3 separate regions of the Homo sapiens genome follow, and regions 2 and 3 are each linked to region 1. A link is a contact called in ENCODE Hi-C or POLR2A ChIA-PET data. All regions are on one chromosome and are shown on one strand. The core of a region is the stretch at or near the end of the contact, and the rest is flanking DNA. Distances in the headings are between cores, read along the strand shown.

Region 1 (2,627 bases), core at 78-2,577:
AAAAAAAGTAGCATCTATCCTTCCCAGATCATTTTTTAGAATTTTTTTATTATTTTGTTGTTATTATTATTATTATTTTGAGACAGGGTCTCACTCTCTTGTCCAGGCTAAAGCACAGCGTGGTTCAATCAGGGCTCTCTGCAGCCTCAATTTCCCTGACTCCAGGGATCCTCTCACCTTGGCCTCCGGAGCAGCTGGGACTACAGGTGTGTGCCACTATGCCTGGCCAATTAAAAAATTTTTTTTTGTAGAGAGGGAGTCTTGCTGTGTTGCCCAGGCAGGTCTCAAACTCCTGGGCTCAAGTGATCCTCTTGCCTTGGCCTTCCAAAGTGCTGGCCATCTCGTCTGGCCTATTATTATTTTTTTAGAGATAGGGTCTTGCTCTATCACTCAGGCTGTAGTGTAGTGGTGTAATCATAGCTCACTGCAGCCTCAAACTACTGGACTCAAGGGATCTTTACACTCAGCCTGCCGAGTAGGTGGGACTACAGGCACGTGCCACCATGCCCAGCTAAGTTTTAAAACATTTTTTTTGTAGAGACGGGCTCTCACTATGTTGCTCAGGCTGGTTTCGAACTCCTGGCTTCAAGCGATCCTCCTGCCTTGGCCTCTCAAAGTACCGGGATTACAGGTGTGAGCCACCGCACCTGGCCTATTTGTTTATTCTTTATTTTTATTTTTTAGTCCTCAGGTCAGAATCTCCAGTTTTTTTAATTCCGGTGGGGCGCGCGGAATGGCAGAACGACATAATATAGTATAAAAAGCAATTCTTTCCTCAGGGTGAGAACTTAATAAGAAAGAGACGTTCTGGGCTCTTTGCCTGACACACAGTAGGCACATTATTTAGTTATTTGCTTTTAATTTCGATTTAATAAGCATGTTTCTGTAGAAGACCTCATTTGGGCCTCCCAGCTTTTTAACCACATTTAGGATCTCCGTAGGAATATTTTTCATCATCATTCTATTGAGACAGAGACTGAGGATTAAAGGGAGATCACTTGGCTTCGAGGTGACAGCCTGTTCGAGTGGCGCGGTTCTCGGATCTGCTGGAAGAATCAGCTGCTCAGCCAGATCTGCGCTCCCAGGCCCAGACCTCGCGGGCCGGCCACGGCCGCAGGCTGCCGCCCTCTCTTCGCTTCTGCGCTTGGCTGCTCAGCGCCATCTTTGAACCTGGCACCAATGCCTCACTTCCGCAGTTTCCTCGCCCAGGAGTAGCGCGCCTACTCTTAGAGTGCTTTTTCTGGGGACAGGGTATGCAAAACCGGTCATGCTTCTCTCTCTGGCCGAGAAGAATCGTTACTTTTCTTTCTTCCAGGTCTTGCAGGAGGCGCTGCGACCAATTCAAACATGGCGCCGTCAGCCTCACATTCCCCGTTTTCCGCTCATGGCGGCGTAGGGGCGGAGGTCGCGCCTGAGTGCGTCCGCACGAGAGGGCGGAACCGTCTCCATGGCAACCCGCGCGCAGCCGGGGCCACTCAGCCAGGCGGGAAGCGCTGGTGTTGCGGCGCTGGCGACAGTCGGGGTTGCGAGCGGCCCGGGGCCGGGGCGGCCAGGGCCGCTGCAGGACGAGACCCTGGGTGTGGCGTCCGTGCCCTCGCAGTGGAGGGCCGTCCAGGGCATCCGCTGGGAGACGGTGAGGGCGCGGGCCCCGCGCGGAGCGACGCGGGCGGGAAGGCGGGGTCGCAGCGCGGCTGCCGGGCGGGTTCGGGCGTCCCACCGTGGCTGCCGGGCGGGTTCGGGCGTCCCACCGTGGCTGCCGGGCGGGTTCGGGCGTCCCACCGTTTGCCTTTACAGTTTATTCCACAGAAACTGACCCAGAGGATACTTTCGGCCCATTTTTTAACAACAAAAAGTGGAAAAACAAAACACCTCCAAGGATCCCACGTTTTGAAGGATTTTGTGTGAACTGTAGTTTTTAAGCATTTCAAACAACTTTTTTTGGTTTTGTTTTGTGTTTTTTTTTTTGAACAGGGTCTCGCTCTGTCGCCCAGGCTGGAGTGCAGTGGTGCGATCTCGGCTCACTGCAGCCTCAGCCCCCGGTGCTGAGCGATCCTCCCACCTGCGCATCCAGAGTATCTGGGACCTCAGGCGCGGGCCACCACGCTGGCTGTTTATTTATTTATTATCTTGTAGAGATGGGGTCTCCATGTGTTGCCCTGGCTGGTCTCCAACTCCTGGGCTTAAGCTGTCCTCCTTCCTCGGCCTCCCAAAGTGCTGGGATTACAGGTGTGAGCCACCGCGTTCAGGCTTTTTTTTTTTTTTTTTGAGACAGTCTCGCTCTGTCGCCCAGGCTGGAGTGCAGTGGCGCGAACTCGGCTCACTGCAAACTCCGCCTCCCAGGTTCACGCCATTCTCCTGCCCCAGCCTCCCCAGTAGCTGGGACTACAGGCGGCCGCCAGCACGCCTGGCTAATTTTTTTGTATTTTTTAGTAGAGACGGGGTTTCACAGTGTTAGCCAGAATGGTTTCCATCTCCTGTCCTCGTGATCCGCCCTCCTCGGCCTTCCAAAGTGCTGGGATTACAGGCGTGAGCCACCGCGCCCGGCCTTCTTTTTTTTCTTTTTTTTGAGACAGAGTCTCACTCTGTCGCCCAGGCTGGAGTGTAGTAGTGCCAGCTACTTGGTTTCG
Region 2 (2,627 bases), core at 39-2,538, 420 kb before region 1:
GGCCTAGCACTCAGAAGTGTTCAGTGGATATTGACTGAATGAATGAATGGATGAATGAATGGTAGACAGGCAGGCAGGCAGGGCCCAGGACCTGGCAGGGCCATACCACCCCCAGTACAACCCAGAACACCAGCGTCAACGTTCTTTGGCATTCAGTCCTGGTGCCCTCAGCGGACCCAGGTTCTCACATCTCGCAAGACAGCAGCATGAGCAGGCCCTTCCCAGGCAACCAGGGCTCAATGAGGGGCTCCAGCCTTCCCTGGCACTCAACCATCTTACCCAGGGAGGGTCTTGCAAGGTGGGATAACATTAACTGCAGGTATTTACTGAACGCTTACTGCATGCCGGGCACTGTACTCAGCCCTTCTTGTGCCTCCTGCTATTTGATGCTCATACCATCACCAGAAGGTAAGCACTGTAATCAGTCCCACTTTAGAGATGAATTAACTTAAGCAGAGGCAGGCACCTGCACAAGGCCTCAGCCTCAACTGGAGCCCAGATGGGTCTGACCCCCACGCCCAGGCTCTGCGCCACTCTTACTAGACAGCCTCCAGAACGCCGCTAATGGACCTCTCAACTGGAAAGCCCTGCACTTCGAGAGGTGTGTCTGATGGGAAGCAACAGAAGTCAAGTTCCCGGAGGCTGCCCGCCCCCTCATCGGGTCCTCTCTGTTGTGGAATCGTGCCCTGCTCAGGGCGTGGCACCACAAGTACTCAAAAGCCTGGCTTCGGCTTGCACACTCCCAGCAACGGGGAGCTCTTTCTCTTACAAGCAGCCCAAAGCACTGTTCGAAGGAAACAAGACACTCCCTGCACGCTGGAACAGGAGTGCGGCCTCTCTGGGACAGGGGAGGGCGGGGAAGAAGGGCCAAGGTCCAGGCCAGGGATCTTTTCTCGCCTCACACAGATCCTCAACCCATTTCAGCCCACCGGCGCCCCGGGACCCGGGGGAGCGCCCTGGCCGCGCAGCCGCAGAGTGCGCGAGCGAGCGCCTCACAATTTCGCCCAGCTCATCCTCGCACCACTGCGCCTGCGCGGCGCGCGCGCCGGCCGAGCCCCTCCGTGGTTCACTATTTGACAGTTCCCACCCCGGTCCCCCGGCGCCCCCTCCGCGGGCTCGAGCAGGCCGGAGCGCCCGGGACTGAGAGGCCGTCCCTGGGAAGGCGTCCTTGGAGCCGGGACCGCCTTTTACCTGCAGGATATTCGACGTGGGTGAGGGTCACCGGCCGCCATGAAGCGGGGAGCGAGCACTGTCCGTCCGCTGCCATCTTACCCGGAGACCGGGCTTCTTCGAGCAGCCAATGGGGAGCCAGGGGGGCGGTGGTCCTGACCTATCACGCCGGGGAGGCGCCGTGCACCCAATCGGAGGCCAATATAGGTAGCGGCGCAGCCATTCAGCGTGCAGGCCGTGGGGGCTGGCCCGAGCGGCGAATCAGAGAGCGGGGCCCCTGGGAGCCAACGAGCCGCCCCAGCTGGCGCCCAATCTGGGGCGAGCGCAGGTAGGCATCTGGCCAATCAGAGAAGGGGAGGGTTCCAGCACCGAACAGGGAGCATAACAGCCAATCAGAAGGTGAGGCTGCCTCAGCTTGTGGGCAGGGCGGGCCAATCAGGCGCTGGCTTTGGGGGCGTGTTGAACTTTGGTGGGAGCTTTGGTTCGGCTGGGACCTGCGCCCTGAATGAAGGCTTCCCTGGTACCCCCTGCCGATCCGCGGTCTTGGGGACCTGCGCGTCCGATAGCGCGTGCTCGAAGAGGAGAGGCAACCTCAGCTCCAGGGGGTTTGAACCGACCCACTTTCAGTTACGAGTAAACTGAGACCAGAGAGCAGAGGGGGCTTATTTCCCTCTGCCCCATACTGGCCGGCGAAAGGGCAAGTCACACAGAGCAGGCGACCTTTTTGTCAAAAGTGTGTGGGGCGGGGCGCGCAGTAGGCGCCCTAAACGCTGGACTGAACAGAGAAGCTTAATTGATACTTAAGAGTGGAAGCTTAGCTACAGTTAAGGACTCCTTCCTCCTTTCATTCATTTAATAAAGATTTATTGATTCAGTCACGTCTATGCTACTTAATGAGGCGTCTTGGGAGCATTTCAAACAAGAAGTCGGTTTTCCACCTACCCCTCAGTTTTCCCAAGACATTCCTGCGTGAACAGCCACACCTTCCCACCCGCCTTCACCTCTCCTACCCGACTCTGTCTCTGGCTGGATTGGATTACAGTGCAGGTAAGGTGGGCTGGGAGGGCTCAGCCTCTTGTCTCCTGCCGCTAGCATGTGCTGTTTTTGTCTGTTTGTTTGTTTTTTGAGACAGGGTCTTGCTCTGAGGCCCAGGCTGGAGTGCAGTGGAACGATCTTGCTCAGCCTCCTGGGTCCAAGTGATTCTCCTGTCTCAGCCTCCCGAGTAGCTGTGACTACAGGCGCGCACCACCGCATCCGGCTAATTTTTGCATTTTTAGTAGAGACCGGGTCTTACCATGTTGGGCAGGCTGGTCTCGAACTCCTGGCCTCAGGTGATCCACCTGCCTCGGCTCCCAAAATGCTGAGATTACAAGCGTGAGCCGCCATGCCCAGCTAATTTTTTTTTTTTTTTTTTGAGACGGAGTCTCGCTCTGTTGCCCAGGCTGGAGTGCAGTGGC
Region 3 (2,627 bases), core at 1-2,500, 260 kb before region 1:
CCCGGAGAAAACCCGGTCCCACCACCCAACCCTCCTTCCCTAGACACAGCCAGATCAGCCTGTGACCTCCAGGCTAATCTCCCCCACCCCCACAACTAATCCAGGATTTGCCCTTTCCCATCTCCAAGGATTTTATCTGCTTCCTCTGTGTTTCTTCTGGAAACCACCCCCCACCACTGCTTACCAGGTGCCGGGAAATTATGCTGTGAGAGGGTCAGGCCAAGCAGCTGGGCTGAGTCCCAGTCCAGGCGCCGCCATTCCCTGTGACTCTGAGGAACGCCTGCCTCTCTCTAGGCCTCAATCTGGATAGAATGGGATGCAGGGTTGGTCTGGGGGATGTGCGGCACCCCCCTTCTCCAGGTAATGGGCATTCCAAAGGTGGAAGAGGTCCTGGGGAGAACTATCTGGGCCCCTCCCAGCACCGATCTGAAACCCTCTCGGTCCTGGGAGGATTATGGAAGGGAATTAACGCATCCATCTGCAGCTCAGACGAAAGTAGGAGACATGGGGTATCTTAGTAGGAGGAAGGGGCTGAGGAGAGAGAGATGCTTCCTGTTACCCACCCTCAGGCCCAAGATACTTGGCATCTCAAGTCGGGCTGGCACAGTGGAGCTGGGGTCAGAACAACACCTGCAGGCCGGGTGCGGCGGCTCGGGCCTGTAATCCCAGCACTTTGGAGGCAGAGGCGCGCGGATCACGAGGTCAGGAAATCGAGACCATCCTGGCTAACACGGTGAAACCCCGTCTCTACTAAAAATACAAAAAATTAGCCGGGCGTGGTGGCGGGCACCTGTAGTCCCAGCTGCTCGCGAGGCTGAGGCAGGAGAATGGCGTGAACGCGGGAGGCGGAGCTTGCAGTGAGCCGAGATTGGGCCACTGCACTAGAGCCTGGGCGACAGAGCGAGACTCGGTCTCAAAATAAATAAATAAATAATAAATAAAAATACCAAAAACTAGCCGAGCATGGTGGCAGGTGCCTGTAGTCCCAGTTACTCGGGAGGCTGAGGCAGGAGAATCGCTTGAACCCAGGAGGCGGAGGTTGCAGTGAGCCGAGATCATGCCACGGCACTCACTCCAGCCTGGACGACAGAGTAAGACTCCATCTCAAAAAACAAAAACAAAAACAAAAAGAGAGAATAACACTTGCACACCACCACCCTTCTCAGCTTGCCCTGCTCAGCAGCTGGCAGGGCCACTCGCTGGCTCTGAAAAACCGGCTGCTGCCTTCCCCAAAATGATGCCTTCTGAATGGCGAAGGGACAAAGTGTTTCAGGAGTGTGCATGGGGACACTGCTCAGCCCTCAAGAGCCTTGGCCTCGAGTCAAGTCGTGTTTGCTGGGCCACCGCTCTGGGAGCTGCTGCTTGGTCCAGGCCGTCCGGGGGGCAGGGGGGAGCAGTAAGTGCAGCTCAGGCTCCTGGTTCAGAGGGGTTAGGCTGGGTGAGGGGCAGGCAGATGACAGAACCACGAGGTTCACTAGAGGCAGGATGTGTTCCCAGCTGTCCTTAACCCTTCTGATGCAACTGCCCAACAAAGACAGATGCCTACCATGTGCCAAGAACACTGAGGTCCCCTCGGACTGGGCCAGCCATTCCCCTGGGAGCCCCCACAGAAGGCTTGTAGTAGAGACTCAGTGAAGCAGACTGTGTTTGCGTCCCAGATGTTCAGGCCTTACTTTCCCAGTCTGTAATTTGGGGCTAGCAGTAGGATCCCCTGTGAGCAGTAAATAAGATGAATGCTTCGCAGCTGATAAAGAGCTTGGCACCAGGCCTGGCGCTGAGTAAGTGCCTACCAACTGGTGAACAAGTTGTTCACCAAATGTTAGCAGGGGCTGTTCTGAGTGGAATATTATTTATTTATTTATTTTTTATTTTATTTATTTTTTTTGAGATGGAGTCTCGCTCTGTCACCCAGGCTGGAGTGCAGTGGCGCAATCTCAGCTCACTGCAAGCTCCGCCTCCCGGGTTCACGCCATTCTCCTGCCTCAGCCTCCCCAGTAGCTGGGCCTACAGGCGCCTGCCACCACGCCTGGCTAATTTTTTATATTTTTTAGTAGAGATGGGGTTTCACCGCGTTAGCCAGGATGGTCTCAATCTCCTGACCTTGTGATCTGCCTGCCTCGGCCTCCCAAAGTGCTGGGATTACAGGCGTGAGCCACCGCGCCCAGCTGGGTGGAATATAATTTAAACAATTTTTTTGAGCTTCCAAAATTGCTGTTACAATCAGAGAGAAGACCACCACAGTGGTTTTAGGCAGAGTGGAGAGCCCTGGGTGGGTGGGGGAGGGGGAGGGGAGAGGCCCAGCCTCCCACTAACTGTTCATTCTGCTCAACTTTGGGAAGTGGGTGGGCGGTGTTTCTACATGGTGGTTTTTTCCAAATGTAAACCAGCTCCAGATCGAACTCTCCTGCTCCAGGCGCTGGACAGCCTCAAGGCCAGGGTGGGGGCGGGAGTGGGGTCGGGGGGTGGTGGGAAGGGTACCAAACTGGGGGAGGGACCTCCACCACGGAAACAGAAAAGAAGGCCCCAGCCCGGCAGTCACAGTCCAGCTGCTCAGCCTGTCAGCCCATGGCAGGGGGAGAAGAGGGAGGGAATCTTGGCTCAGGCCTGAGTTCACCTGGAGGGGTCAG

What was found. A loop is a pair of places that touch in the nucleus more often than their neighbours do. ChIA-PET counts read pairs that join two places held with the same protein, here RNA polymerase II (POLR2A). Pooled maps may share reads with other maps.
Region 2: a loop to region 1 is called in a pooled map, with 8 times the contacts of the local background. The contact joins the promoter of DOLPP1 here to the promoter of DYNC2I2 in region 1. A Hi-C loop is called at or near these places in 10 of 50 pooled maps. POLR2A ChIA-PET finds 5 or more read pairs at or near these places in 2 of 52 experiments (RWPE1 and activated B cell).
Region 3: a loop to region 1 is called in a map with no recorded cell type, with 2.4 times the contacts of the local background. The contact joins the promoter of PHYHD1 here to the promoter of DYNC2I2 in region 1. A Hi-C loop is called at or near these places in 8 of 168 maps with a recorded cell type or tissue (B cell, CD14-positive monocyte, CD4-positive, alpha-beta T cell and 4 more), 27 of 37 single-sample maps with no recorded cell type and 16 of 50 pooled maps. POLR2A ChIA-PET finds 5 or more read pairs at or near these places in 8 of 52 experiments (CD8-positive, alpha-beta memory T cell, Caco-2, H1 and 4 more).

Annotation. Positions count from the first base shown.
Region 1 is chr9:128,655,547-128,658,173 of GRCh38, reverse strand. DYNC2I2 (dynein 2 intermediate chain 2) reads left to right here and starts at 1,327. Exons shown (of 9, transcript NM_052844.4): 1 at 1,327-1,633. The coding sequence starts at 1,448. RefSeq lists enhancers at 627-1,270, 1,088-1,297, 1,271-1,915 and a silencer at 1,478-1,807.
Region 2 is chr9:129,079,772-129,082,398 of GRCh38, reverse strand. DOLPP1 (dolichyldiphosphatase 1) reads right to left here and starts at 1,288. Exons shown (of 8, transcript NM_020438.5): 1 at 1,192-1,288. The coding sequence starts at 1,267. RefSeq lists a silencer at 861-1,590.
Region 3 is chr9:128,919,605-128,922,231 of GRCh38, reverse strand. PHYHD1 (phytanoyl-CoA dioxygenase domain containing 1) reads right to left here and starts at 1,250. Exons shown (of 13, transcript NM_001100876.2): 1 at 564-1,250; 2 at 185-302.